3 separate regions of the Homo sapiens genome follow, and regions 1 and 2 are each linked to region 3. Evidence: chromatin loops called from intact Hi-C (ENCODE). Cell type or tissue: mammary epithelial cell. All regions are shown on one strand. Links, peaks and the distances in the headings refer to the core of each region. The heading gives the core; the rest is flanking DNA.

Evidence for each region. Hi-C counts contacts between places; a loop is a spot of excess contacts. Peaks named below come from ENCODE experiments on the same cell type or tissue, not always from the same donor. Only the 100,000 strongest peaks of a DNase experiment are listed, where the experiment ranks them.
Region 1: it touches region 3 in a loop (2.7-fold over the local background); 3 of 110 quality-filtered maps call a loop at or near these places.
Region 2: a loop joins it to region 3, with 2.5 times the contacts of the local background. A loop is called at or near these places in 2 of 110 quality-filtered maps.

What each region holds. Positions count from the first base shown.
Region 1 is chr6:31,052,860-31,063,774 of GRCh38, forward strand. It overlaps the pseudogene HCG22. Among named protein-coding and RNA genes, the nearest start is that of MUC22, 48 kb to the left of the region's middle. RefSeq lists an enhancer at 682-1,182. In mammary epithelial cell, for the core only: a CTCF peak has its summit at 5,611 (motif pointing right); DNase peaks (open chromatin) are centred at 2,782, 4,782 and 5,502; H3K27ac peaks cover 2,479 bases.
Region 2 is chr6:31,032,359-31,043,273 of GRCh38, forward strand. It overlaps MUC22 (mucin 22), which reads left to right. Exons shown (of 4, transcript NM_001395414.1): 3 at 1-223; 4 at 2,314-3,044. The coding sequence ends at 2,580. Among named protein-coding and RNA genes, the nearest start is that of MUC22, 27 kb to the left of the region's middle. RefSeq lists a silencer at 5,414-5,708. In mammary epithelial cell, for the core only: no CTCF peak of the experiment used is centred there; a DNase peak (open chromatin) is centred at 5,553.
Region 3 is chr6:30,976,637-30,985,863 of GRCh38, forward strand. It overlaps MUC21 (mucin 21, cell surface associated), which reads left to right and starts at 7,082. Exons shown (of 3, transcript NM_001010909.5): 1 at 7,082-7,383. The coding sequence starts at 7,323. In mammary epithelial cell, for the core only: a CTCF peak has its summit at 5,386; a DNase peak (open chromatin) is centred at 5,675; H3K4me3 peaks cover 201 bases.

The DNA.
Region 1 (10,915 bases), core at 1,067-9,066, 76 kb after region 3:
AAAGAAAGAAAGAAAGAAAGAAAGAAAGAAAGAAAGAAAGAAAGGAAGGAAGGAAGGAAGGAAAAGAGAAAATATTTAATACATTCAAATAATACTAGTAGTTAACATAGTCAGTTACATGTGGTAAACTAGCCATTCATTAAATTGATTTTCAGGAAATCAGCTGCCTTCTAAGAGAGGAACAATTCCCGGCCCACCTGCAATTTCACACTCCTCTTTTAGTTAGAAGGACACTGGGAAAGAGAGAGGCCCCACAAATGGTGAGAGACATCTCTGAATGAAGATGGGAACCAACAATGATCTTCTAAAGAGTGGGCAAGGCAGGGATAAGGGTCAGAGAAGGAGGAAAAGATGTGGGTATTCTCATTCAGGCCTGACCTCACCACAAGTGGACTAATTTTGTGCAGTGATATGGCTTGGCTCTGTCCCCACAGAAATCTCAACTTGAATTGTAGCTCCCACAATTCCCCTCATGCTGTGGGGAGTTTTTCTCTTTTCGCCAATCATCTTTCTCTTGCTATTCTCATGACTGTGAATAAGTCTCATGAGATTTGATGGGTTTATCAGGGGTTTCCGCTTTTGCTTCTTTCTCATTTTCTCTTGCCGCCACTGTGTAAGAAGTGCCTTTTGTCTCCCTCCGTGATTCTGAGGCCTCCCCAGCCATGTGGAACTGTAAGTCCAATTAAACTTCTTTTTCTTCCCAGTCTTGGGTATGTCTTTATCAGCAGCGTGAAAACAGACTAATACATGCAGTAATTGAGAAAGCTCACTGGGGTGAGGGCACTCGAGCAGGGGGAGCAAGGAGAGAGATCCGTGGGCTGGAGAGAAGCCAAGGAAGAGGATTTGGGTGGATGATTGAGCAAAGAGTGAGGTTTTAAGAGACAGAGAGATTGGGTGTTTTAGCCCCCTCATGAGTGTTCCTCTCCTTCTGTTGGAGGACCTTCTCTTGGTCCTTACCAAATGTCCTCTACCCTCTGACACCCAGCTCTCCTCCTGCCAAGCATCATCCCCCAGGCAGGCCTGGCCTATGCCCTCCTTGGTCATCCTGACTTTACTGTGGCCACCTGTGGGAAGGAAGGCCGAGGCCCTCCCTGAGCACTGAAACACCGGGTGGAGGATGGTTTTCAACTAGGCTCCACATCAGAAAGCAGTGCACTCACGCTGACAGGCTTGATCCCCTGTGGCTGCTCGACTCTGGGCTCTGGTCCAAAGCTGAGAGCCCCCCTTCCCCTCATGACAGCCTCTTCTGCCCTGCCCGGCCACTCCTTTGAGTGACAGGGGGTAATTGAGAAGCTGCTCCTCCCTCCAGGAAGGAAGACCCGGAGCTCTGGCTTCCCTCGGCAAAGCACATATAAACCCACAGCCACTGCGGGTGGAAGGAGAAGGGCAGGGTGGAAAAAGTTTGAGAGAAGGAGGGAGGAAAAGGTGTCCTGGCTAGCACCATGTGGATTCTCTTGAGATGAGAAGAAAATGCCCCGCTACGTCCCCCTTCTGCTGCTCCTGCTTCTCCTGAGGTGTTCAGAACGGGGTGGAGGAGTTAATTTTGGTGAGAAGGATGCAAAAGTCCCCGGGACCTGGAGAGATGGAGTCAGGGTCCCTGGAGAAGGAGCCTCTTGGGACTCAGACAGGGCCAGTCCCGAGCGAAGGTACGGAATAGGTGAGTGAACCTTGGGAACTCCGGACCCTGTTATCTACCCTCAATCACCTGCCACAGGGAAGCAGGGACCCCAGCGTCTTTCTCATATCCCCTTTTAAGGAAATGCTCTGCTTTTGATTTTGTGCATTTTATTTAAGTTTCTTTGTTTCAACTTTCCTGGAGAAATGAAAAATTTGGCACTCCTCTAATCCCAGCGCTTTGGGAGGATGAGAAGGAGTGGGATCCCTTGAGCCCAGGAGTTTGAGACAAGCCTGGGCGACATAGTGAGACACCATCTCTACAAAAACCAAAAAAATCAGCCAGGCGTGGTAGCCCATGCCTGTAGTCTAATCTACTCGGGAGGCTGAGGTGGGAGGATCACTTGAGGCCAGGAGGCCAAGGCTGCATTGAGCCATGATTGTGCTACTGAACTCTAGCCTGAATCACAGAACAAGACCCTGTGTCAAAAGAGAGAAAGAAAAAGAGAAAGAAAAGAAAGAAACGGTCAGGTGCAGTGGCTCATGCCTGTAATCTTAGCACTTTGGGAGGCTGAGGCGGGTGGGTCATCTGAGGTCAGGTGTTTGAGACCAGCCTGGCCAGCATGGTGAAACCCAGTCTCTAGTAAAAATACAAAAATTAGCTGGGTCTGGTGGCGCACGCCTGTAATCCCAAATACTTGAGAAGCTGAGGCAGGAGAATCGCTTGAACCTGGGAGGTGGAGGTTGCAGTGAGTGGAGATCGCGCTATTGCATTCCAGCCTGGATGACAGAGGGAGACTCCGTCTCAAAGAAAAAAAAAAAAAAGAGAGAGAGAGAGGGAAAGGAAGGAAGGAAGGAAGGAAGGAAGACTTGAACCCTATTAGAAAAATGTGGAGCGTCAGCAGTAGGGAGGGATGACTAGATTTGGGCAGAGTACCAAAAGTTCAAAATTTATGCCATGTAAGCTACATGTATTCCTAAGAATAAGAATACTCCCAAGTCCTGACGGCTGCCTGGGGCAGTGAGGGCTGGAGACGAAGAGGACTCATCTCTTCTTTGTACTTATACCTGACTCAGTGTTGCCCTCAGTCCAACTAGATCACACCCACACCCCTCATGACTCCTCCCCTAAGCCTGCCCCCATACCACCTTGAATCTTCCCTGCCTCCAAGCCTACCACGTTAGCCCCAGATCTGACCCAGAAGCTGTCTCATGCTTTTTTTTTCCTTTTTTGAGATGGAGCACCTGGCCAGCTGTCTCATTTTAAATCATATACCAAGCATGACCTGAGTGTAATCTCTAACATGAATCACAGCTTCTGCCTCATTGGTTTGCCAGAACCGCAGGCACAAATGGATGAGAGGAGACACCTATGAACATGGAGCCAGAATACCCCAATTGCTGAAACACCAGTTCAGAGAGGAGTGAGCTTGAGAAAGAGTCAGGTTTAGTGTCCCACGGAAAGAGACCAGACCTGGAAAAGACAGAGTCAAAGCTGGGTGAGCAGGCCTTCGAAGGGCGTGGCTCAGCAAAGATAATCCATATTGTAGTGCAAGAGGATTCTTGTGGAATATGTTTTACCAGAATTAAACCAAAAATGCCAAATGATCCCTAACTGGAATAAATCTCACCACATTACCTGGGGAGAGGTGTCATTTGGATGTGAGGATAGTTATGAAAATACTGAGCAGAGCAGATGAGGATAGGCCATCAACAATTCACATTAAATGAGATTACTTTTTAGTAGGACTAAGCCAAAGCATTTCCACTAAGCACCCAGAGACCAGCCCTAAAGACTCAAGAATAAGAGAAAATGATGTAACTGCAGATGGAAGGACCACTGAGGACCACATCACTGCAGACCCAGGGACCACCGAGGACTCTGTCACTGCAGACCCAGGGACCACTGAGGACAATGTGACTGTGGACCCAGGGACCACCGAGGGCTCTGTCACTGCAGACCCAGCGACCACCAAGGACTATGTGTCTGCAGACCCAGGGACCACCAAGGATTCTGTCACTGCAGACCCAGGGACCACTCACTGAGAACTTTGTCACTGCAGACCCAGGGACCACCAAGGACTCCATCACTGCAGACCCAAGGACCACAGAGGACTCCGTCACTGCAGACCCAGGGACCACCAAACACTCCATCACTGTAGACCCAGGGACCACTGAGGACTCTGTCACTGCAGACCCAGGGACCACCAAACACTCCATCACTGCAGACCCAGGGACCACCGAGGACTCCGTCACTGCAGACCCAGGGACCACAGAAGATGAAACCACTAAACATGGTGACACTCACCTTCTGTGAACTACTTCAGTCACAGCAGTGAAACCCACCAGGCTCCTGACACCCATGGGAATTATCCTCATATCCCTGGCTGCAACCACAGTCACTGTTGTGCTCTTTGTTGGATTGGGCTTCATTGTGGTGAGTATTTGGTCTGGGAATATTCAGGGCATCAGGGGAACGAGGCCAACTGAGGATAAGCGGTGGGCATGGAGAGCTGAGGTACAGAGGCCCAAGAAATCGTCAGGCGTGAGGAAGCCTACATAGAGAGAGCTCTGCAAAGACTCCTGGAAAGACAGAGGTGGAGAGAAAGGAAAAGAGCACCTGGCACAAAAGATGCAGAAAGCATTGGGGACAGAGGAAGCTGTGAGAGACAGGAAGGAGAGAAAGGGAAGAGAGGCTGAGAGTGAGAAACATAAGAACACAAACATGGTAAGACACAGCGGGAGTCAGGGCAAAGCATGAACCGTTAGGTACAGATGGATGTAAAAGAGGAAATTTTCCTAAGAAGACAAGGAACTGGGGACCAGAGGAGTGGATGAATTAGAAACATTCTGGGTGGTCCACTCATATCAGAAATTACATATTCTTGTGTTAATTACTACCTACTCTGAAGTTCTGAAGAAGATTTTTTTAAAACCAAAATTGAGTGGGTTTTTATGAGCCACCACTACCCTGCACCAAAGAGACAGTTTGTACCAGCTCTCAAAGAGGAGCTCTGGGTATTTTTCTGTCTCTGAGGGTCCCTGTTGTTTCTACAAGAGGAGACAAAAGAATTCCATGCCAGCCCTGCATGTTTCATCTCACCAAACTCCCAGCTGGAATCATCCCAAAAGCAGCAGCAGGGAAATTCCCACAGGGAGTGGCCCAAACCCTCCAGAGATGGGGCCAATTGGGATTCCAAAGAAAGAAGCCCAGATGTCAGGGTGATCAATTCAAAGCATTTATTAGGGGAACTTACAGAGGACTGCAGCAATCCTCCCTGCCGACAGGGAGGGAAAAGGGATGTTCTGCCTAAGCATGTCTGTAGCAAGGGGGTCAGGGTATGGAGTTTATATGAGGGTTTAGGGAATTTGACTCAGGGCTGGAGCCAGTTTCTTTCAACGTTTTGGGCAACAACCTAGATACCTTTATTAGTGCCTGGGAGTGTTCAAGGCCCTGGTTTGCGTTCAAGCCTGCTGGGGAAAACCTGCAGCTGGCTGGGTCACAGAACGGTCAAGGCAATCTGTGATTTTTGGTCAGTCTGATCAGAAAGAAAAGGAGGTGATCTGGGGGACCCCACATTGTGGCTTCCTCTCGCTAACATTTGATCTAAAACCCAAGCCTCCTGCTTCTGGCCTGCTGCTTGAGGGGGAAGGGCTGGTCCTTTTTGGCCATCCTGACCTACGGATTAAGTGCATGTCGAAATTTTAACAAGTGGCGGCTTGCAGGATTAGCCAACTCGGGCAGGTCATTAAAGCCTCGTTAATTCTTGCGGTCATTGATGCCATTGTGCACTGACCCCTGCTCCAAGATGCAAATCCACAGCTTTGGATCAGTTTGTAAGTGTGAGTAAAGCCGAAAGTAATGCATGATACAGATGAGGTGTTCACATTTAATTCTGCTAAAATGACACCATGAAACTAGAGCATTCTGAAGGATGCTGACAAGAGGAAAATGGAATGAAAGCGTCCATATGTACCTGACTCATGCATGAGTCATGTTCAGTATTCACCAGTAGAGGGAGGACCTTCTGGACTTCGCTGTTACCATAAACAATTGGATTTCTGATCATGTGGATCACCATGAAAAGTTGGACACTCTTGCTCTAGAACAAAAGATGCTTTCCTTCCTCCAAACCAGGCATTGGCCCAGAGAGGTCACTAGCATTAGCACCTTCTTAATTTCATGTAGAGACTAAAAACAAGAGATGGCTCAAAAGGCTCAGGGTGTGGGAAGTAAGAGGAAAGTCTATGCTCCCAAACTTGCTAAATTTTTGACTTTTAAACCTTTAACTCGAAAAGTTTTAAAAATAAGAACTATATTACCATTCCTCCCAAGTTTCATTTGTCAAAATGCTTTTTTCTTTAAACTTTAATGGTTTAAGTTTTTTTTAAGTTGTTTTAAAAAAAACAAAAAAGGTTTAAGTTTTTTTTGGCAGGGTGCGGTGGCTCACGCCTGTAATCCCAGCACTTTGGGAGGCCGAGGTGGGTGGATCACGAGGTCAGGACTTTAAGGCCAGCCTGGCCAATATGGTGAAACCCCATCTCTACTAAAACTACAAAAAAGTTAGCCAGCCATAGTGGTGGGCACCTGTAATCCCAGCTACTTGAGAGACTGAGGCAGAGAATTGCTTGAACCCGGGAGGCAGAGGTTGCAGTGAGCTGAGATCGTGCCATTGCACTCCAGCGTGGGCAACAGAGCGAGACTCCATCTAAAAAAAAAAAAAAACAAAAGGCTTTTTTTTCCCCCTAAATGTCGTCCACATTTTTGGCAAGTATTGATCTCTAGTAGTCAGTGTCAGGATCTGAAGAAAACAGTGACATCTAGCAGACTCCCAGAGCCAGGGAAACAGGCTGGGCAGAAGTGATAAATTACAAACCACCAGGGTTAAGAGAAGAACAGAGTGTTAAAACCAAACCATTTTCTTCCTCCCTAGAAAGAGTGTTTCCTGCCTCCATTAAATCCATCCACCAGGGTTATTTATCATCCCCATGTCATGGACTACAGTACACCATAAAGAGGACCCCAGCAGTGACTACAGTTGGTTCTAGAAAAAGGAGACCCCTCATCCGCCTCTGCAAGACTATACAGCATGATGTGTATCCTCAGGCCTCCACTCCTCCGCCCTAGTCTGGAGCCCTGGGACCACCACATGAGGAAGGCAGCTGGCCCCTGGAATAAGCATGTGGAGGACACTCAGAAGGATGCCCATCTGCTCTGAGTGTCTCCTAATTCTGCCTGACCTTGGTTACTTCCTCTGGACAATCGCCTTTACCTATCTACCAGGTTTTGAGGAATTACACACAGCTCAGGTATAAGAGATATTCGGTAAGTCTGATCAAATCAATAAAGCAAATTTTATCTGTTTTTGTCTGGGACATATCTCTACATTCATTCATTTAACCAAAAAAAAAAAAAATGTTTTTTTTGAGACGAAGTTTTGCTCTTTTGCCCCGGCTGGAGTGAAGTGGCGCGATCTCAGCTCACTGCAACCTCTGCCCCCCAGGTTCAAGTGATTCTCCTGCCTCAGCCTCCCTAGTAGCTGGGATTACAGGCGCATGCCACCACGCCTGGCTAATTTTTGTATTTATAGTAGAGACAAGGGTTTCACCATGTTGGCCAGGCTGGTCCCGAACTCTTGACCTCAGGTGATCCACCCGCCTTGGCCTCCCAAAGTGCTAGGATTACAGGCATGAGCCACCGCACCTGGCCTTAACAAAATATTTATTCAGTGCCTAGCATGAGCTCAACACTCTACGTCTCCCAGTCTGTCTATCTCAGTCTACCTGTAAGCTGAAGGATACAACTTATCTCTTAAGAGGACTATGCCCGCGTTCTCCTACCACCCAGGCCAAAGGGTCACATTTACAGGATGTAGTCAACTGGTCATTCAGCAAGTATGTATGAGCACCTGTGTGGGACTGGCCACCGTAGCAAATAAATGAGTCTCATCTTAGTCAATCGCGGTGTGAAATGAGGACACGAAGTCCAGACCTAACCTCTAAGAGAAAAGCCCTGCCTGATAGAAGAAGAGATTTGTCCTTACTTAATGCAAATGCACCATATTCATGCACCTATGAATGATGGCTAAGACCACAGACAAGGCCGGGGCATTGGATATAACAGCTCTGTGAGGAGCTCAGGACAAAAACCAAAGAATCAAAGATATGTGAAGACAGTTGATTATTGTTTGCTCACTACTGATGCCACTATGAGCAGCATCACCACCAGTGTTAAATAATGGAATTGTAGTATTATGATACAGAGTCGGAAACACGGAATAATAAATTAAAATACTAAAGTGAAAAAATTGGATTGATTAAATAAATATTAAACCAATATTTCTCAGACTTATGTGATAAACACCTTTAAAGGAAAAGATACATATATATTTTTGAGACAGAGTCTCATTCTGTTGCCCAGGTTGGAGTCCAGTGGTGCGATCTTGGCTCACTGCAACCTCCACTTCCTGGGTTCAAGCGATTCTCCTTCCTCAGCCTCCGAGTAGCTGGGATTACAGGCGTGCACCACCATGCCTGGCTAATTTTTGTATTTTTAGTAGAGATGGAGTTTCACCATGTTGCCCAGGCTGGTCTTGAACTCCTGACCTCAGGTGATCCACCCGCCTTGGCCTCCCAAAGTGCTGGGATTACAGTGTGGGCCACCGTGCCTGGCTGGAAAAGAGATTTTTTGAGAACTCGCCATGTTGGCTTAAACGTAAATATATATGAAACAGAAAATGAAGTATAAACTCCTTATGCTTATAGCTCTACTGTTCCAATAACGTTAGAAGTAACAGCAGTAGTTTAATGTAATGCATGATATTTCTTTACTGAAGAATTCTTCGCTCCAACATTAATATTGTAGTGATTGCTACAGCCTAGTTTCTCAAATCTCATTTGCCACTTGATGTTTTCCTTCTTTCATGGATCGTCTCTGTACAAGCTCTCTCAAGACCTTCAGTCTCTCAGTCAGCTGCGGGATTATTGGGCCCTTAATGCAAATGCACCGTTTAAATTTTAAGACAGTTCTCGTTCTACTCTTGTTAGGCTGTGCAATTGTAAAGACTAATCATTTCTATTAGCTTTATGTTGGTTTTATATTGGTCATCAATAGAATCCAGGAAATGCTTATATTATGGGGATTTTCAAGATTATTACCTGAAGGAAAACGTGACAGAAACAGCTCTAGTCTCCCCTTCCCTTACACTTGGAGAACCTGAGTTTTGGGGGTGATGGTAATGTGCCCAGCTGAAGAAAACCATTTCCCAAATCCCCAATTTCCCGGTCCCCCTTGCAGCCAGTGCAGTGAGGAGATACAGCTCTGGCCAATGTGATAAAGGCATAAGTTCCTGGGGATGGTGTCCCTTCCAGATGAAAAGGCCAAAGCTCATGAGGAGAAAGCCCTTTGCCCCTTCCCCTTCGTTCCTCTTCCTACCTGGAATGCAGATATGAGACCTGGGGCTCAGCAATGCTGAGGTCAGGGGGAGACCCACAGCAGGGTGAAGGCTTCAAGCTGAGAGTGGAGCAGAGGGAAGAAATCACTTGGGTGCCCGATGGCAATACTGAGCCCTGGGCTGCTCCTCTCGGACATTTCGTATATGAGATGAGCAGTGTGCCGGAGCTCAGTGAGGTGAGCTTCTTGTGATTCCAGCTAAATGGGATCCTAAATGATATGACACATAAACATCATCTAGAACATGCAGACTTCTGCGAATATCTCCATGACACATTTGGGAAGACACAGTGCTCAGGATTTTAAGAATGTGGGAGCTACACATAGTGGGGAATGGGAGAATAATAAAATGATCTCCCTCTTCTGCCCCCATGGAGGCAGCAAGTGGCCAAGGGAGAATTTTGTGATTAGAGATACTTGCATGAATATCAGTTTATTGCAGGAAAAAAGAGTGACAGAAGAGTCTCTTGGTTAATATACAGGCAGGAAAAGTCCAATGTGTTTCTATAAAATCTTCCTCCTGAAGTTCAGGCTGGGGTTTGGGGCTGGGCATTTGTCAAAGGGTATTGGCAAGCACAAGGAATTCCAGAATCTGCCTTGGTCTTCAAGGGGGCAGAACTTTTGGTCTCGGTACAAGCTAGGTTTGTGCAATAAACAAAGGAATTGCTAGAGCTACAAATTCTAGCTGAGAAGTCTGTGTGCTTGAGTTTCTGCACCTCAAGGACAACTTAGAGCAATTGAAGAGACCATGAAATCTCTGTAAATGGCATAGAAACTTTAGCATGCAAAAGCATGCATGCAAAAACGCTAGCATATCAAAAGCTTTTCTTTTCTTTCAATCAAGTTAATTTCTGGCCAGGCAGGATGACACACCTGTAATCGCAGCACTTTGGCAGACCGAGGTAGGAAGATCACTTGAGCTCAGAAGATCTACACCAGCCTGGGCAACATGGTGAGACCTTGTCTCTACTAAAAATAAAAAAAAAATTAGCCGAGTGTGGTGGCACATGCCTGTAGGCTCAGATACTTGGGAGGCTAAGGCAAGAGGCTCGCTTGAGCCCAGGAGGTGGAGGCTGCAGTGAGCCATGACTGTGCCACTGTACTCCAGCCCGGGCGACAGAGCAAGATCCTGTCTCAAAAAAAAAAGAAAAAAAGAAAGAAAGAAAGAAAAAGGCTGGGCACAGTGGCTCACGCTTGTAATCCCAACACTTTGGGAGGCTGAGGCAGGAGGATTGCTTGAGGCCTGGAGTTCAAGACCAGCCTGGGCAACATAGTGAGACCTCGTCTCTACAAAAAAATTAAAAATTAGCTGGGTATGGTAGTGTATGCCTGTAGTCCCAGCTACTTGGGAGGCTGAGGTGAGAGGATTGCTTGAGCCCAGGAGGTCGAGGCAGCAGTGAGCTGTGATCATGTCACTGCCCTCCATCTTGGGCAACAGAGAGAGACCTTGTCTCGAAGAGAAAAATAAAAGAAAGAAAATGTTAATTTCTGCTCCTGTCAGATTAGAGGGAAATTCAATCTCAGTCTTTTTGCTGCTCTCCAAAGATCCCAGAGTTGTACATAGGATTGAAGCATAAGGAACATCCTTAAAGTCAGTAGCAACTGGCCTGTACTAATTATTCCCAGGATACGCATATCCCTTTGTGGCAGCAGTTCTGCCAGAGGCACAGGGGCTTTACCCAGTCAGTCTCCTTCAACTTGCCACGTAGCTTTCTCCAGAATAAGTCCACCCCCTCAGGGTGCTACCGTGAAGGAGAGTATGGTTTTGGCATTTGAGAGCCCAGAGAGATATACATGAAGATCTGGTCTCTGGAGAGTATTGAAGGTAGAAAAGACAAGGAGAAGATG
Region 2 (10,915 bases), core at 1,149-9,148, 56 kb after region 3:
CCACGGCGTCAGGACCACCACAGGATCCACCCGTGAGCCAACCAGCAGCACCTTCCAGGAAACAGGCCCGGTGTCCATGGGCACAAACACAGTTAGCATGAGCCACACACCCACAAACGTGATCAAACCAAGTGGATATTTACAGCCCTGGGCTATCATCCTCATTTCCCTGGCTGCAGTTGTGGCTGCTGTTGGATTGTCAGTAGGACTGAGTTTTTGTCTGGTGAGTACCCAGGGTGGGTTCATAGGGGAGCCTGGCAAGAAGGCAGGGGGGAATCATGTCAGCAGTGCTTTGGAAAAATCCAGAATGAGAAAGGGGAGTAAGTTGGTGCGCTCAGAAGGAAAGAATCACCTAGCCTGATATAAGGACCAGAGAGAATGCTTAAGTCAGAGAAAGTGAGAAGCAAAGTAGAAAAAGAGGAGGGAAAAGATGGAGTTGGGGCCAAAGTGAAGGGAAATACTGACAGAACAAGGGAAATACTGAGAGAGAACAAGGAGGACATAAACATAAAGAAAGCAAGAAGCAGCTGGGCGCAGTGGCTCACCCCTGTAATTCCAGCACTTTGGAAGGCCAAGGAGGGCGGATCACTTGAGTCCAGGCATTTGAGACCAGCCTGGCCAACATGGTGAAACTTGTCTTTACTAAAAATACAAAAATTAGTCGAGAGTGGTAGCATGGACCTGTAGTCCCAGCTACTTTGGAGGCTGAGGCACGAGAATTGCTTGAACCTGGGAGATGGAGGTTGCAGTGAGCAGAGATCGTGCCACTGCACTCCAGCCTGAGTGACAGAGCAAGATCCTGTCTCGAAAGGAAGGAAGAAAGAAAAGAAAGGTAGGAAGGAAGGAAGGAGAGAGAGAGAGAAAAAGAGAAAGAATGAGGAAGAAAGGAAGAAAGCAAGAAAGAGAAAGAAAGGAAGAAAGAAAGAAAGAAACTGAGAGAGAAAGAGAAAGAAAAAAGAAAGAAGGAAAGAAAGAGAGAGAGAAATAGAGAAAAGAAAGAAGCATAAAAATGTTCAGCCATCCAAAATGCGGGCTTCCGATTGTCTCATGTATGACAAATTTCTGGTCCTCACAGCAATTCCTTGTGTGGCCTGTGACTGTTACTCTCTGACCTCCCACTCCATCTCTGCTCTCTGGTCTTGATTGTTCTTTGAATACATATTTTTCTTACATCGATTTCACATTTATTGATGTTCTTCCTGTTTTCTTGTGATCCTGCGGGTAAGTTACCATTTGAGGAGTGAAGCAGAGTATAAATCAGTGGTGTGCTGGAGCTGGCTCATCCTGGCCCACAAGAGATTGTGCAGTTCTTCCCAATTCTGAGCTGAGTGATGTGACACTGGTAGCTTAAAATATGCTGGGTTGGAAATACTTACACCACAGCAATTGTCAAACACTACAAATCAGCACTTTTCCCTCGGAGAGCCTGTTATTAAGTGTTGGACAGCATACCACTGGTAAAAATGGACAAAATGAAAAATACGGAAGTCACAAAAGATTTGGATAATATAGTCAATTTGCTGAGGTTCTTTGTTTTAGAATTCTCAGCCTCTCTCCGTATGTGGACTACATAATAAATACCAGCATCTAAGAATTACTCCCTAAATTACTTTATTATTTCATTTGCAAGATCAAGAGAGAATAACGAAAGTGAACATTGAGTTTTTACTGCCTGCTAGGCTCAAGGCTGAATGTTTAAAATGCATAATGTTATTTAATCTGGCCTACAATCCCGTGGCCATATTATATTCATCTTACAAGTAAGGGATCTGGAGCTTCATGATCTTAGCTATTTGCCCCAGCACATGTAGTGAGTGGCAGATATAAGACTCTAACTCAGGTTAGTTGGATTCTGGAGTTCATGCCTATAATCTCAAGGCTCTGTGTAGACAGCTTTCTAGAGCTCTCAATTCCACGTACCTGTTCTGAGCTTTCTTAGCTGACTAACAAAGAGAAAGACTGTCTGTAAAGTGAGTCTCTGTGCCTTTCACATAGGGGTATGGATTTACCTTTGTCTTGGAAGTCCAAAAACACATAACCTTATGATCTGCAGAGCTAGGGCCTGAGTACGCACATAAAGATGATATGTTAATAAGGTAACAAGGAAGCTTATTTTGTCAGACGGAGAAAGAGTAAAAGAACAAGGAAAAAGAGAGACAGAGACAGAGATCATAGTAAGGATGGTGGTAAAGAGAAGAGAACATGGGCAGTTTGGAAAAGTGAAAATCTGACATTGGTGAAACAGGCATGTATGGTGATTAGGGAGAGGAGACTTAATTTTCATTTATCAATGTATTTATTTTTTTCTTTTAGAGAAACCTTTTCTTCCCCCTGAGATATTGTGGTATTTATTACCCCCATGGCCACAGCCACAGCCTTGGTCTGGACCTGAACTTGGGCCTGGGCTCTGGGACATTCCACAGCCTGGGAAATGCACTGGTTCATGGAGGAGAACTTGAAATGGGACATGGAGGAACACACGGCTTTGGATATGGAGTGGGCCATGGACTGAGCCACATCCATGGAGATGGCTACGGAGTGAATCATGGCGGGCATTATGGACATGGAGGAGGCCACTGAGGACACCATGGAGTGGATCACAGAGGGAGCCACCAAGGAGGCCACGGCAGGACAAGATGGCTGTGGCCATAGATTGGGTATCAAAACATATTATGGGTGGGAGGGGGTCATGGAGGAGAAAAAAATAATGATCATGAAATAATTAAAATGGAGCATAGGAAGCTTCCCAGGATGTGATCCATGGAGATGGACATGGACTAGGTCAAGAAAAGAACCAGCAAAAGGACCTCAGAGACTTTGACTGGCTTGGAGGGGACTTCAAGTCAAAGCTTCTGTGAGTTTTTCCTGAGTCTCAGCCTCTGTTGTGGGGAGTCACGACAACCACCCTCAGGACATCTTCTCTCCCATTTCCCGCCACATCAGGGTCAACGTTTCTCATCCCTGTGTTTCCTCATGGTGCTATAAATATTACCAAGACATGTCTAAGAAACAAAAGCACATAATGAATGTATTATCAGGGCCACACACGTATTCGTTTTCCTGTTTGTTCTTTCAGGTTTTGTTTTTTTTTTTTTTTTTTGAGTGCTTATTATGTACCAATCACTATCCCAGGAGCCTTTAAATACGTCATCATTTGGCTGGGTGTGGTGGCTCACGCCTGTAATCCCAGCACTTTGGGAGGCCAATGCGGGTGGATCACTTGAGGTCAGGAGTTCGAGACCAGCCTGGCCAACATGGTGAAACCCCGTCTCTACTAAATAAATACAAAAATCAGCCAGGCGTGGTGGCGAGTGCCTATAATCCCAGCTACTCGGGATGCTGAGGCAGGAGAATCGGTTGAATCTGGGAGGTGGAGGTTGCAGTGAGGCGAGATTGTGCCACTGCACTCCAGCCTGGGCGACAGAGGAAGACTCTGTCTCAAAAAAAAAAAAAAGGTCATCATTTAATCCTCAGAAAATATCTTGGTGACCTTGAGGTAGGCAAAGATACTTAGATACTTAAGCAAGACACAAAAAGCACTAGCTATTAAAAGAAAGTGTGATGATTTGGACTTCATTAAAGCCTAGTATCAGCATATACCTTTAAGAGGTATATTCTTAACTATAAAAGGAAAGTCAAAGATGGGAGAAGATATTGCAACACATATAGCTAACAAACGACTCATATCCAGAATGCAGAAAGAGCTACAATAAGAAAAAGATGATGCAATTTTAAATTGGGCAAAATATTTGATAAATAGTTAGCAAAAGAGGATATCAAAACAGCCGGTGAACATTTGAAAAGGTACCCAATATCACTGCTTATCAGAAGTGGAATGTAAAACCGCAATGAGATACCACTACATACACACACTGTAATGACTAGCATTTGAAAGACTGCCAGTACCAAGTATTGGAAAGGACATTGAACAACTGGAACTCTCACACATTGTTAGTGGGAGTGTAAATTGATACAATTATCTTGGGAAAATGTTTGGCAATGCTAAAATTAAACACATACCCTATGACTCGGTACTTCCACTCCTGAGAGTAAATATCCAGCAGAAATGAATACCTGTGTCCACCAAAAGACATGTACCATGCCAGCTTCATTCATACCACTGCAGGGTGGAAATTTAACCCCAAAGTCCACTAACATTAGAACAGGTAAGTAAATTGTGACATATTCATGCAGTGGAATGCTACCCAGTAGTGAAAAAAAAAACCTATGAAATCACACAATAACATTAATGAATCTCATAGTCAGTGTTGAGTAAAAGAAGTCAAAACAAAAGTGTACCTACTGTATAATTCCATTCACATGCAGTTCAAGGCCATGTGACATTAACCTGTTGTAATAAAGGTCAGAGTTGAGGATGCCTTGGGGGAAAAGGCTGACCGGGAGAAGGCATGAGAAAGCCTTCTTGCAGGGGCAGACAGGGGAAGCTGAGAATGTTCTGTGTATGATCTGGGTGGTGATTACAAGGGTGTATAGATATGTAAAACTTCATTAAAATGTGCACATGAGATCTGTGCACTTTATGGTATGTAAGTTATGTCTCAATTTGAAAAATGAAAAAGATATTCTGAGGCTATTTTCTCAGCATATTATGATTTCCTTGGTCAGAGAATGTGGTTGGAGACACATGACGATAAATGAGGCATTTGGTAAGCCCAAAGACAGTGGTGCTGCAGGAAGCATTGTGTGCAAGGGAGGCAAGCAGCTATTTTCAATGAGGACAAATCACCTCTCTCTTTAGGTTGAAATAGGTCTGATATAATTAATCTGCCATTCTCTCTGGAGAATGGTGCCACATAACGGGGCCAACACTGATCTCTGCTGTTAGCAGTTGAGGCACTCAGCCATGGATTATCTGTCCAGCTTGGCCTTGGTGAGGGGAAGGCCAGCTCACTGAGCCTTGCATACGCTTCATCCCTGCCAGCCTGTCTGCTTTGTCCATGTCCCTGCTGAGCGAGCACTAGAGCAGCTGGAAAAAGAGATTGGCTGACGTCTGCAGAATGGATCGCTTGGTCAACCTCATCATGGAAGATTTCCTCTGTAGTGAACGCCCATTGGTGAACAGTCACATGGGATGCACATACTCTCACCATCTGTGCCCTTCCCAAGAGACTCGTCCACCTTCCTCTTTCCCAGACTTCCTTGTCATCAATTCACCATGTCTTTCCTCACCCTGAGTTATCTAGCCAAACTGTTAGCCACTGCCTATTGATCAGGGTTAACTGTAACTGGTCATCTCTTTGCCCAGGCAAAGTAAACAAAGCAGATGCATTCTTTACAATTCGGATCACTGGGAGAATTTTCCTTCCCCACTGTCCTGCAGGGCTGCCGTGAGTGGGGTGGTAATGCTGCAGCAGCCTGCTCTCTGTGGTGTTAGAATAGCATGCAGAACCACCCACACACCAGAGGAAACCAAATCTTTCCTTTCTCAGTCAACTAGACATAGGAAACCCTTCATGTGACTGTGATTATGGAGAGAGAGGTTAGGAATGTAGCTGGAGATGCCACTGGAGTTACAGCTGCCTACTCATGCCTCTTACTTGTGCCTTGAGGAACTAACTCAGCCAAATTCGCAGGCACCACTTCCATTCAAGGAGGTGAGCACTGCTAAGTATGCCCAGTCTAGTGTGGTGGTGCAGACAACACCCAGTTCATAAAGGGCAGCTCATGTTTCATGAACCCTCGCATGCTGAGGACCCAAGATTAAGTCAGATGCTAGGATGTGGAAGAGGGCTTGCTTTTGCTCCAAAACTCTGGGGACCTGTGCCGTGGCTCTTCTACTAGCTACCCAGTGTCTCCACACAGCTTTCTGATGTACCACAGACATTTTAGGCAACATTGGATCTAGTCAGCAATGTCTCAAGCAGCCTTATGGCCTTGCTTTGGTTCCCACTTGAAAGTGGGGAAATATGCGCAGACGGAGCCTAGAGATGAACTTTGAGTAAGATGTTATTTATGTTCTTTTTTTTTTGAGATGGAGTCTTGCTCTGTCGCCCAGGCTGGAATAGTGGCACGATCTTGGCTCACTGCAACCTCCGCCTCCCGCCTCCCGGGTTCAAGCGATTCTCCTGTCTCAACCTCTCGAGTAGGTGGAACTACAGGCGCCTGCCACCATGCCTGGCTAATTTTCGTATCTTTAGTAGAGCCAGGTTTTTACCTTGTTGGTCAGGCTGGTCTCAAACTTCTGACCTCAAGTAATCCACCTGCCTTGGCCCCACAAAGTGCTAGGATTGCCGGCATGAACCACTGTGCCCGGCCACGTCATTTATGTTCTAAGCCCCATAAGCTCCACCCTGACTTGTAGATCGCAATGATGTCTTGTATGTTACCCTAAAGGTTTGGGTGTTTTCATTTCCCCATTGCACTGTCACGATGATAAATGGCTGAGATTCCTTTTGAAAGCTAGGAGGAAGATTCGCGGCACATCCTGGTGGTGGTGGTGGATCTTGCTGCCTTCCCTTCATTTCTAGGTCTGTGAACAGGTTCGGGCCTGGGAATTAGGTGAGAGTCTGTGGCAACTCAAGTCAGCTCTCTGTTCAACCACCTGGATATTTTCACTTATATAGATCAAGTAAGATTTTAGTGGTTAATTGATTAATGATTAATTAGCCATAGCCAAAGAGCCCTGATTACAGCTCTGGTCGTGATGCCCACATCGATAATCATGCCTGTCTTGTCTCTGGAGGGAAAGCCCTACCACCTACCTACTGTTTCCTGAAGATTCCACCATGCCCACTGAAATCAGGAAGCTCATTTCAATGGTCAGATCATCCACCATTGCATTTAGCAAAGAGCTGCTACAGAGCTTTTCAACGATGCTGGTCCTCTCCCTTCTAATGCCTTGATGAAGACAGTTTCAATGGAACCTTCTGGGAGGACGTAATGAAAGAGTGAGTGAGCAAGTTGCACATATTAAATCCATTCCAACATAACTCTCTTCCTAAGTCTTTTGATTTTTTTCTTCCGCTTATACTAATGAAATACTGGGATCTCAACTTTATTTAGTGTAGGCCACCACTAAGTCCACATTTCAAGCAACCGAGAGAACTATTAGTGCAACTCACACCTACTTGAGCTAATGTTTTGAATCTAGAACATGTGATAAGTTCACCCATGTATTTGTTTTCTATCAGTGATAACTTACTACAAATGCAGCAGCTTAAACCAACACCCATTTATCAGACCACAGTTCTATGAGGCGGGTCTGGGGCCAGCATGACTGACTCCTTTGCTCAGTCTCACAGGTTAAAATGAAGGTGTTAGTTGAGCTGCATCCTCATCTGGAGGCTGGCATCTCTTTCAAGCTCACGTGGTTGTGGCAGAGTCCAGTTCCTTGTGTTTAGAGTTGAGGCCCCTGTTTCCTTGCTCACTGTCATCTATGGTTGTTTTCAGCCCCTAGATCTGACTCAACGCATGGAGCTGGAGGCCACGAGGGGCATTGTAATAGGGCCTGTGGTAGGCAGAATAACAGCCCCTCAAAAACATCCACGTTTCAATTCCCAGAACCTGGAAATATGTTACTTTATATGGCAAAAGGGACTCTGCATGCATGATCGCATTAAGGATCTTGTAATGGGGAGATTATCCTGGATTATCTGTATGGGCCCAATGTGATCACAAAGGTCCTTATAAGAGGGAGATGAGAGGCCGGGCGCAGTGACTCACACCTGTAATCTCAGCACTTAGGGAGGCTGAGGAGGGTAGATCACGAGGTCAGGAGTTCGAGACCAGCCTGGTCAAGATGATGAAACCCTGTCTCTACTAAAAATACAAAATGTAGCCGGGTGTAGTGGTGGGTGCCTGTAATCCCAGCCTCTCAGGGGGCTGAGGCAGGAGAATGGCTTGAACCCAGGAGGTGGAGGTTGCAGTGAGCCAAGATTGCACCACTGCACTCTAGCCTGGGCAACAGGGCAAGACTCAATCTCAAAAAAAAAAAAAAAAAGAGGGAGACAGGAGTCAGAGTCAGAGAGATTTGAAGATGCTGCGATGCAAGCTTTGAAGATGGAAGAAGGGGCCACAAACCAAGGAGTGCTGGAAGCCTCTAGCGGTGGAAAAGGTGAGTAAACAGATTCTTCTCTAGAGCCTCCAGAAGGACCACAGACCAGCTGACACCTTGACTTTAGCCCAGTAAAACCTATTTTAAACTTCCGATCTCCAGAACTGCAAGATAATATATTTGTGCTATCTTCAGCCTGAATTTGTGGTAATTTGTCACGCAGCAATAAGAAACTAATACAGGGCCTGAGGAAAATCTGTGTCCCCTTGCCAAGGGAGTGCTGTGAGGGCGTCACTATAGGGTCTTCAGGCAAGAGAAAGTGACTTCCTCACAGAGGGGAGGAGGGGCTACTTCTGCTGGCAAGGAAAGCTCTGCGGGATTTGGAGGTTCAAAGTTTTTCAGACTCATCAAAATCTACCCAGGTGTCTCCACTCCAATTCTGGGCTTCCGTTAACAAATATTCCAAATGTCACACACGAGACTGGCAAAGATATAAATGCAAGTTGAATATAATTCTCCAATCTGCAGAATCAAACTGTGGGTCTGGTTTTTTCATACATAGTCCCTGTGGCTTTGAGAGATAAGCATGTCTTTTAGAATATTCAGAGAAAGCTCTGTGTTCGCTGGCAATGCCTTGACTGAGGATGCAGCAGAGGGGTCATTTTTTTCCTGTAATCTCCCAGTGCAGCCACCCACAGTCCCGGCAGTCAACACTCCCAGCTTCACGATCTGTCACAGCGACCACCTGGGCTCCCGGCCCTTCCCTTCAACAATTGCTTTATTCCAGGCACCACCACAGGTGATAACTTAAGTCACTTTTTCTATCTTTTGCTGTGTAATACAAAGACTTCATTTTATACTAGCATGAGGTCGCCCCTGCCCTCAAGCCTAATGGGTCAGGGAACCAATCCCAGATTGCCACCTTTGAACGTCAATTTTCTGAAACCTCTTGTTATACCAAATACTGTAACAGTCAGAGTTCACTTATGAAAACAGAAACCACTTTGGATATTTCAAGCATAAAAGGATTTAGTACAAGAAGTAGATGTTTATAAAACCACTCGAAAAGGTGGTGTGCCGCCCATTGCTTCCCATTCTATACACAGTGATTCACGCTGGTCACACGCAGTCAGCTCTGGCGGGTGCATTTGCACCACGAGAAGTGAGTTGTTAAACATTTACCAGCACACACGCTGCAGGGGACCTAAGGAGAGTGATGGCACTGGAAAGAGGAATGCTCCTGCTTCTAATCCTCCTTGATAGAGGCGCTCCCCTTTTGTTTTTGAAGAATTTATAGAAGCTTTTCCACCGGGGAGCTTCAGCTAGGTCTTCTCATCAGTGCTGTGTGCCAGACAAGCCAGATGATCAAGGAAGTACCTACACTTTGGACACTGTCAGTTTGCCTGGGGACTGAGAGCTTACAGTCCAAGCTTGCTTCAACTCTGGCTGAGGCCAACAGAGAGAGCCCAAAGACAACTGAAGGAGCGGCAGAAAACAAATATGGGAACGGGGTAATTGGCTTCCAGTTCCTTCATTCGCAGGTCATGAAAAAAACCTGGGGCTAGACTCCATGAGAGTTTTTTTGTTTTCTGTTTTGTTTGTTTGTCTGTTTGTTTGTTTGAGACTGAGTCTCGCTCTGTCACCCAGGCTGGAGTGCAGTGGCGCGATCTCGGCTCACTACAAGCTCCGCTTCCCAGGTTCACGCCATTCTCCTGCCTCAGCCTCCCGAGTAGCTGGGACTACAGGCGCCCGCCACCACGCCCTGCTAATTGTTTTGTATTTTTCGTAGAGACAGGGTTTCACTGTGTTAGCCAGGATGGTCTCGATCTCCTGACCTTGTGATCCACCCGCCTCAGCCTCCCAAAGTGCTGGGATTACAGGCGCGAGCCACCGTGCCCGGCCTGTTTTCTGTTTTTTTGAGACAGGGTCTTGCTCTGTTGCCCAGGCCCTTGAACTATTCCACTTCCCACTCCTCCCCAGGCCCTTCCTAATGGGACTAAGTCATCCTCCACCCTCACCTACCTTCTGGCTGCTGTACCCTCCTCTCTAAGCTTGGGGATTCTGCCACTGCTCACAGCTGGAAGAACAACAGCCTACATGTCCAGGCCTTGCCCAGTCCAGATGATGCTTTAAAGGCCTTCTTCTTCTTCCTTTTTTTTTTTTTTTTTTTTTGAGATGGAGTCTCACTCTGTTGCCCAGGCTGGAGTGCAATGGCGTGGTCTCAGCTCACTGCAACCTCTGCCTCCTGGGCTCAAGCGATTCTCCCGCCTCAGCCTCCCAAGCAACTGGGACTACAGGCATGTGCCACCACACCAAGCTAATTTTTGTATTTTTAGTAGTGATGGCGTTTCACTATGTTGGCCAGGCTGGTCTCGAACTACTGACCTCGTAATCTGCCTATCTTGGCCTCCCAAAGTTCTGGGATTACAGGCATGAGCCACTGTACCCGCCCTAAAGGCCTTCTTTGAAAGAGAAAAAGAAGAGGTGGCATTCTGTGAAGGAACATCAAGGACCAGACATCCAGCTTCCCCTGCAGCCCAGGTCCCCCTAGCGGTGCTTCTCTTCAGATTGAGGACCTATTCTTTGGAGTTCCGAATTCCTAGTAGTCCAGCCCTCAGATCTCCACCTTGAGACTCCACCCTCAAGATTCTCATTTTCTGCCTTTCCCTTCTAAGGCTTAATCCCATCGGGACTAAGGGAGGAGCCTTCCCTTCCAGCCTCACACAGGCAGACTATCTCAAAAGAAAGAGAAAGCAATTTTCCCTTGCATGCTGGCTGTTTCACTTCCTTCTACTTTTAGGAAATGGTGAGTGATTTTGTTTAAAAGAGAATAATCTTGGAGTTTGAGTAGAGTTTGGGGAAAGTGTTGACAACTTCTGGGACACACACTCTGTCCTTGTT
Region 3 (9,227 bases), core at 1,228-9,227:
TTAAAAGTTAAATTACACTTAAAAATAAAAAGAACAGCCGGGCGCAGTTCTGTAACCTCAACACTTTGGGAGGCTGAGGCGGATGGATCATCTGAGGTAAGGAGTTCAAGACCAGCCTGGCCAACATGGGGAAACCCTGTCTCTACTAAAAATACAAAAATTAGTCGGGTATGGTGGCTTATGCATGTAATCCCAGCTATTCTGGAGGATGAGGCAGGAGAATTGCTTGAACCTGGGAGGCAGAGGTTGCAGTGAGCCGAGATCGTGCTACTGCACTCCAGCCTGGGTAGCAGAGAAAGACTCTGTCTCAAGAAATAAAAAAAAAATAAAAAGAACAATATTAATTGAAAAAAATAAATACTGTTCACAGATGAAAAAATTTTGAACTATAATTTACAAAAGTACACAAATATTATTTGTACAGCTTGATTAATTTCAAAATGTGTTAACACTTGTACAACCATTACCCAACTTAAAATGTAGAATATTTCTACCATCTGAGTAGTTTATTTTGTGGCCCTTCCCAGATAATACCCACTCCATCAAAGGTAAGCACTATTCTAGCTTCTATTTTATGAACTTTAAAAAAAATTTTTCATTTTAATTTTTGGATGGGGTCTCACTCTGTCACCCAGGCTGGAGTCCAGTGGTGCCGTCTTGGCTCACTGCAGCTTCTGTCTACCCAGAGATAGAGCTGGGTTCAAGTGATCCTCTCGCTTTGGCCTCCCAAAGTACTAGGATTACTGGCATGAGCCACTGTACCTGGCCTTATGAACTTTTATTTATTTTTACCTGACCTCATAGACATGCAACCTTTTTGGTTGATTTACACAATAAAAGATTCCCTACTCTTAGCTGACTCTGTTCCCAGGTACAGGATGCAAATTTACCTTGTCTTGTTTTTTTTATTTTTGTAGAGATGGGGTTTCACCATGTTGCCCAGGCTGGTCTCTGGAATGCCTGGGCTCAAGCAATCCACCTACCTCAGCCTCCAAAAGTTTTGGGATTACAGGCACGAGCCACCATGCCCAGACTTATCTTGTCTTGAAAGTTGAGCAGCATAGATCCCTACCAAGGTACAAGTATACTAATTAGGAAGACTGTTTTCTCCAATAAATAAATAAATAAGAGGAAGAGAGTCCTAAATATCATCCACACACACACACACACAGGAAGACTTGATGAGAAAATAGACAATATTGAAAAGTGAAAATTTATGAATTTTGATAATCCAAGGTTTAATGATAAGAAAGAAAAGGAGTTAACTACTAATATATATATTTTTCTCTTTTAGAAGGATCTTTCTTTACCCTGACAAATAGAGGCATTTATAACCTCCATGACAACAGCCTTGACCTTGGTTTATACCTGGACTCAGTCCTGGGCTCTGGGACATTCCACAGCCTGGGAAATGCACTCATTCATGGAGGGGGACTTGAGATGGGACACACAGGAACACATGGCTTTGGACATGGAGTGGGCCATGAGCTGAGCCACAGCCATGGAGATGGCTGTGGAGTGAATCATGGTGGGCGTTATGGACTTGGAGGAGGCTACAGCAATAATCATGAAATGCATCACAGAGAAGGTCGCCAAGGCAAAGGAGAGTATAGACATAGACTGGATAATGGAAGGTGCTATGGAAAAGAAAATCTTGGGGAAGAAGGGGGATCATGGAGGAGAAGGTAGTGACCATAAAATGGGTCAGGATGGGCTTCTCTGAGGTCTCCAAGGGATTGGCCATAGAGATGGTCATGATCAAAATCAAGAAAAGAACCAGAGAAAAGAGCACAGAGGGTTTGGCCAACGGGACAGTCAGAAAAATAGGGAGTGGTTCTGGAGGAGACCTGCAGCCTCACCAGCTTTGGGTGTGAGCTCAAGTGAAAATATCCCCTGAGCATAACCATGGTTCCAACTCTTGTGGGGAGGAGGGGTCACGATGATCAAGCTCAGAACAATTTCTCTTTGATCTCTCAACACACAAGTCAGAACTCTTTAGGCTTTGGCTTTCTATCGTTTCCTCAGGATGGAACCTGACCAGTAGGAGGAAGAATAAGATTATCACAGTTTATAATAATGGAGTGGGTAAAAAATTTCCCCTGAGAATTTGTAATTACACAACTTTCTTTATTTGGATTTGTAACTTCAAACTCTACAAACTGAGTAGATCAGAAAATCCTGTTAGACTCACTCAGTGCCCTCCAGTTCTTCATCTTTGGGAAGAGTCTCCCTCCCTACTTCTTTGCCTCTTTCAAATGCTATGTGATAAGTTAGAAGAAATTTACTGGGACAGTGCTACAAATTAAAATCTCAAAATACACCTGGCATCTATGTATTTATGTATTTATGTTTGTCTTTTTTATTTTCCCTTTGTCCTTTATTATTGCATGCTTATTAAGTGCCAAACACTATGCTAGTGCCTGTAAATACATCACCATTTATTTCTCAAAACAATCCAATGACAACTTAAACTTCTTGCTATATAATGGACTACGTGCCCTGACTGAAAATACACTGTAAAGCTAAGTTATGGACTTCAAAATCTTCTTAAAAGAGTCAGTGAATTGGCATGAAAGTATGGAATGCTAAAATTAAAGACTAAATAGGACCCAGGAGGTAAGGGAAGTACTGAAGCCAACTTTTGCAAAACCCAAAGAACTTAAGCTTCGGGTATTACAGCTTCAGCTGGATCAGCCCAAGGTCATGGGTGGGGAGGAATCACATAAATCTGTAACTTTCAGTGAGAATGTAAACTAAAAATAAACCTGCCCCTCCTCTAAGGAAATGTAAGCAAAATTGCCTGTCTCTAAATTTGGTGCAGAGGAGGGTAGAGGGAGTATCCCTTGAGAAATAAATTGTAACCACAACAACCAACAATACCTTACTTACATGGTTTGTAGCCACAAATCATGCAGTCTAGGTAATTCAAAAGACCGCAATCCTATAGTTTAGCTTAAAATAATCATCAAATTATACAGCATATATATGTATTAAAACATTAAATTGTACCCCATAAGTATATACAGTAACAATGTTAATAAAATATTTTAATTAAAAATATAATAATAAAATAATCCTCAAATGGTAATGTCTCCATATGCTTGGAAAAAACATGCAAATTCTCTGTGAAAGATCGTAGCTTAATCTGTAATTCCAGAAATTTGGGAGGCCGAGGCAGTAGGATTGCCTGAGCCCAGAAGGTCAAGGCTGCAGTGAGTTATGCTAGTGCCACTGCAGCCTTGATCTCGACAGATAACATTCCAAGAAAAATAAATTTATAGTCATGATTCTCAAATCATAAGTGAAAACAGACACCCTGAGTGAAAACCAGCAAGGAAGAAAACAAAACCAAAAAGCTAGACAGCAGTATCAGATCCTCAAAGACTTTAGGTATTGAAATTATTAAATACAGAATATAAGGTAAGTAGGTTTAAATGTACGTCCTGGCTTTATTTTTAATTTTTTTTATTTTTACTTTTTGTGGTACATAGTAGGTGTATATATTTATGGGGTACATGAGATGTTTTGATACAGGTATGCAATGTGAAATCAGCACATCGTGGAGAATGGGGTATCTATCCCCTCAAGCATTTATCCTTTGAGTTACAAAAAATCCAATTACACTCTTTATGTTATTTTAATATATACAATTAAGTTATTATTCACTATAGTTACCCTGTTGTGCTATCAAAGAGTAGGTCTTATTCATTCTTTTTAATTCATTTGTTTTTTTAAATTAATTTAATTCATTTAATTAATTCATTCATTAACCATCTCTACCTCCCCCAGTCCTCCCCACTACCTTTCCCAGCCTCTGGTAACCATTCTTCTAGACTCTATGTCCATGAGTTCAGTTGTTTTTGATTTTTAGATCCCACAAATAAATGAGAACATGCAATGTTTGTCTTTCTGTGCCGGGTTTTTCACTTAACATAATGATCTCCATGTCCAGCGATGTTGTTGCAAATGACTGGATCTCATTCTTTCTTTATGGCTGAATGATGCTCTACTATGTATATGTACCACGTTTTCTTTTCTTTTCTTTTCTTTTTTTTTTTTTTTTTTCCGAGATGGAGACTTGCTCTGTCATCCAGGCTGGAGTGCGGGCAGTGGCTCGATCTGGGTTCACTGCAACCGCTGCCTCCCAGGTTCAAGCAATTCTTCTGCCTCAGCCTCCCGAGTAGCTGGGATTACAGATGCCTGCCACCACGCCCGGCTAATTTTTGTATTTTTAGTGGAGATGGGGTTTCACCATGCTGGCCAGGCTGGTCTCGAACTCCTGACATCATGATCTGCCCACCTGTGCTTCCCAAAGTGCTGGGATTACAGGCATGACCGTGCCTGGCTCTTTTTTTTTTTTTTTTTTTGAGATGGAGTCTCACTCTGTCGCCCAGGCTGGAGTGCAATGGCACAATCTTGGCTCACTGCAACCTCCGTCTCCCAGGTTCAAGCAATTCTCCTACCTCAGCTTCTCGAGTAGCTGGGATTACAGGCGCCCGTCACCACACTGGGCTAATTTTTGTATTTTTAGTGGAGATGGGATTTTGCCATGTTGGCCAGGCTGGTCTTGAATTCCTGACCTTATGATCCACCCACTTCGGCCTCCCAAAGTGCTGGGATTATAGGTGTGAGCCACTGCGCCCGGCCTGTACCACACTTTCTTTATTCATTCATCCATTAATAGACACTTCCAAATCTTAGCTATTGCAAACAGTGCTGCAACAAACGTTGGAGTGCGGATATTTCTTTGATACACTGATTTCTTTTCTTTTGGCTACCTCCTCAGCAGTGGGGTTGCTGGATCATGTCACGGCTTTATGGTTGTCTGCTAACACCCATTCTCCACCTTTAGCAACAGATCTCTCAAGTGTCAGCTGAGCACACGTCTACCCAGCTAGAGACAGTCTTTCTCAGTTTCTCTTGCAGCTTAACATGGCTGTGTGACTGCGTTCAGGCTGAGGGTGTGTAAGCAGACAACAATAATTTTTTTTTTACAATAATCTTTCATGAAGTTAACAAACAAGAAGGAATTAAAATACTTGATGATATTAGGGTATGATTTGGGAGATGGGTAATACGAATTAAAATGTTCTGAGGTCTTTGTGTTATTTTGATAGCGAGTAAAGATATTAATTACATTAGGCTCTGATAAGTATGCGCGCTACAATTTTCAGAGTACCCTCTAAAAGGTGAAATTTGGACTTGAATCCAGGATCTCAGTTTCTAAATAATTCTGGAAGAAGAAAATTCTTAGAGTGCTATTGGCTTTTCAGCTGCAGAATACTGGCACATCAGAAGAATTGCTGGGAGTCCAGGACCCAACCTGTCACTGAGCGTTCCCGCATACCTGACCCTCTGGAACTTCCCATCACAGCCACTAGGCAGACTCACTTCTGAGCCTTTCCCAGCACACCGCTGACCCTTTCTGTTTCTCCAGCTCACTCATTCAGAGCTCCTTCATGTCTTCAGCCACCTCCTGCTTGCCAGCTTCCTTCTAACAGAACTTGCATGTCAGGAAAGCTCGTTCGCCTACAAATAAACTATCTGAGAGACTGTGTCTTCCAGGAAGCTTCTCGTCATTGTTGGGGGAAATGCAGACAACTCACTTTGGTCATTGCAATGGTTTGGATGTGGTTGTTAAACCCTGCCAAGTCTCATGTTGAAATTTGATTCCCAATGTTGGAGGTGGAGCCTGGTGGGAGGAGTTTGGGTGGTTGAAACAGATCCCTCATGAACAGCTCGGTGCCATTCTCAACCAGTGAGTTCTCACTCTTAGTTCCCACAAGAACTGGTTGTTGAAAAGATCCTGTCACCTCCTCCATTCCTTCTTTCCAGCTTCCTCTCTCTCGCTATATGATCTGTGCAAACCGGCTCCCCTTCTCCTTCGGCCACGAGTGGAAGCTTTTTGAAGCCCTCACCAGTGCAGACGTTGGTGCCATGCTTCTCATACAGCCTGCAGAACCGTGAGGCAAATAAGCCTCTTTTCTCTATGTCACCCACAGTCAGGGATTCCTTTATAGCAACACCAATGGACTATGACAGAAAATACAGACTGTATATTGGAACCCCATCAGCCTGGTCACAGATGCCATCTCAGACCTCCCCAAACCCTCTGCTCATTTGGGTCTCTTCAGTCACGCTCTTTTAGCTGACTGTTTCCCCTCTGCTGGCCATACCCAAGTGTCCAGACCAAATTCAAGCCTCCTCCAGGACTTGGACTGTTGATCTCCCTCCTCCCATCAGACTGTGTCCCGATATGGCACTGTGTCTCTCCCTAAGGTGTGTACTCTCCTGAGAGACGCTTCCTTGGAACTGATGCTAAGGCACATCAGAAGGATCTCAGGGTGGAAAGGCTCCTATACAGCCGTCTGAAAACAAAAACAAAACAGAGGGGAGCTCCTATGGTTGAGGGTCAGAAGGAGACCCTACCTTCCTTCTCCTGCTATGAGTCTGACAGGGGGCGTATTCAATACTCTCCCACACCCTCAGTTCTCATGCCCCAGAGACCCCAAACATGTTTTCATTATCTCTCTTCATTATGTCTTCTGGATCTCTCTTCCCCTGTTCCTTCAATGTGCATTGTTGAGTGCTTACTGCATACTCAGTAATACTCCATTTGTCTTCTGCCCATAACCCAGGAGCCCAGAGTCCTAGTTACTGGTCTCTTTTGCGTCACCTATTACTGTTTGCTGTAGAGATGTGAGGTCCTACTCTCTTGGCTCAGTTCATTAGGGCTTCTTTCATGCTAAAGCAGGCCCACAGGACTTCCTGACCAGAAAACAAATTCTTGAGCTGCAACAGGTTTCTAACCCGATCCCTGCTTCAAAGGGTGGGTCCCTTCCACTCTGACAACCATGATCTCCTCATCCCATTCTACTTCCTGCTGCAACCCAGCCAAGCACCCTGCCTAGTGTGGTCATGTCATTCTCCTTTCTCACCTTCCTCTTGACCCCTGCTCTATTCCGTCCCAGGCTTGGTATCGTTCTCTCACCTGCCTGTAGTTGGCAGACTGTCAGGTCAACTGCCCCACCCCTCCTCAGACCATATGAAGCTATAAAGGCCCCTGCAGCTCTTTCACAACAGAGAAAGAGGCAACTACATTGCCTGGAGGAAGCCTAAGGAACCCAGGCATCCAGCTGCCCACGCCTGAGTCCAAGATTCTTCCCAGGAACACAAACGTAGGAGACCCACGCTCCTGGAAGCACCAGCCTTTATCTCTTCACCTTCAAGTCCCCTTTCTCAAGAATCCTCTGTTCTTTGCCCTCTAAAGTCTTGGTACATCTAGGACCCAGGCATCTTGCTTTCCAGCCACAAAGAGACAGATGAAGATGCAGAAAGGAAATGTTCTCCTTATGTTTGGTCTACTATTGCATTTAGAAGCTGGTGAGTGATTTTATTTAAAATCGGGTGGTCTGAGAACCTTTGAGGAGTTGGGAGAGAAATGTGACCACTACTGGGGCCAGCTCTGCTTCTCTTCCATAGAGTGAGGATCATCATTTTACTCGAATCACTTCAGCCTAACAAGGTATGTCATGCAGGAAGCAGTCAGACACAGTGGTTAAAATTGGGCTCTGGTCTCACATTGCCTACATTTGAATTATGGCTCCATCTATTAACTGTGTACTTTAGGTCAGTTGCTTCTCTGCGCCTCGATTTCTGCATCTGTAAAATGGTAACAACCTGTGTAATATGGTTGGGGTTTTAAATATTAAGAACAAGAAGAGTCGGCTGCTTTTAAAATGTCACTCTTCTGGCGGGGTGCGGTGGCTCATGCCTTTAATCCCAGCACTTTGGGAGGGTGAGGCAGGCAGGTCATTGAGGTCAGAAGTTCAAGACCAGCCTAGCTAACGTGGCAAAACCCTGTCTCTACTAAAAATACAAAAATTAGCTGAGTGTGTTGGCTTGTCCCTGTACTCCCAGCTACTCAGGAGGCTGAGGCAGGAAAATCGCTTGAACCCGGGAGGCGGAGGTTGCAGTGAGCCAAGATGGTGCCACTGCACTCCAGCCTGGGTGACGGAGTGAGACTCTGTCTCAAAAAAATAAAATAATAAAATAAGGCCAGGCTCAGTGGCTCACGCCTGTAATCTCAGCACTTTGGGAGGCCAAGGCGGGTGGATGTCTTGAGGCCAGGAGTTTCAGACCAGCCTGGCCAACATGGTGAAACTCCATCTCTACTAAAAGTACAAAAATTAGCCTGGCGGGGTGGCTTATGCCTGTAATCCTAGCTACTCAGGAGGCTGAGGCAGGAGAATCGCTTGAACGTGGGAGGCGGATGTTGCAGTGAGCTGAGATTGCTCCACTATACTCCAGCCTGGGCGGCAGAGCAAGACTCCGTCTCAAAAACAAATAAATAAATAAGCAATAAAATAAAATAAAATAAAATAAAATAAAATAAAATAAAATACCACTCTTCTATATTCTACAAACTCAATTTCTCTCCTACCCCTACACCTAATTCCTCGTCAGCTTCCCACGTACAGGCTGGGGAGGTTGAATGTCTTCATCCTTCTGGGAAATCAAGGGCAAAAATTTGACATAACCTTAACTCCAGCCAAGCCTCCAAGAAGTTAAAAGCCTTCCCTCTACCTTTAGACGTTGGTTTACAGCCCTTATTCCTGGGAGCTCTTATGTATTTGAGCTACATATAACTCGTTCTTCTCTAGCCTTGGCCATAGTGATCAAGGGCCCCTGGAACTTGAATGCATATAGTCACCTGGCTTCTTGTTGTACATGCAGACTCCTGGGCCCCATCTCAAATTCTAATTCATTTAGTCTGGAATGATTTGCTTAAGAATATTTTCAACATGCTCCCTTAAGTAATTCTGAAATAAGTGTGTTCTGAATATTATTCTGAGAAATATTTTCCAAGAAGGAAGCAATACTACTTAAGAAAAAAATTGATCAGTATATACTAGTTTCACCTAGTCCTATAATTCTTTTATAATACTTTATATCTGTATTGTATCTTGCATAGCAGAATGTGGAAAAAGGTTAGCTACCAGTGAAACTAGATGATGTAACTCTGGCATTGTGGGTGGGTGGTTGACTTAGCTTAGTCTCCACAAGTGCAGATTTAGTAGCCTGGGTTCAGTTTCCTGTTCCACCACTCACTAGCTGTGTAAACTTGGGCCAGTGTCAACTTTTTTTTATTTTTTATTTTTGAGACGGAGTTTTGCTCTTGGCACCCAGGCTGGAGTGCAATGGCTCGATCTCGACTCACCGCAACC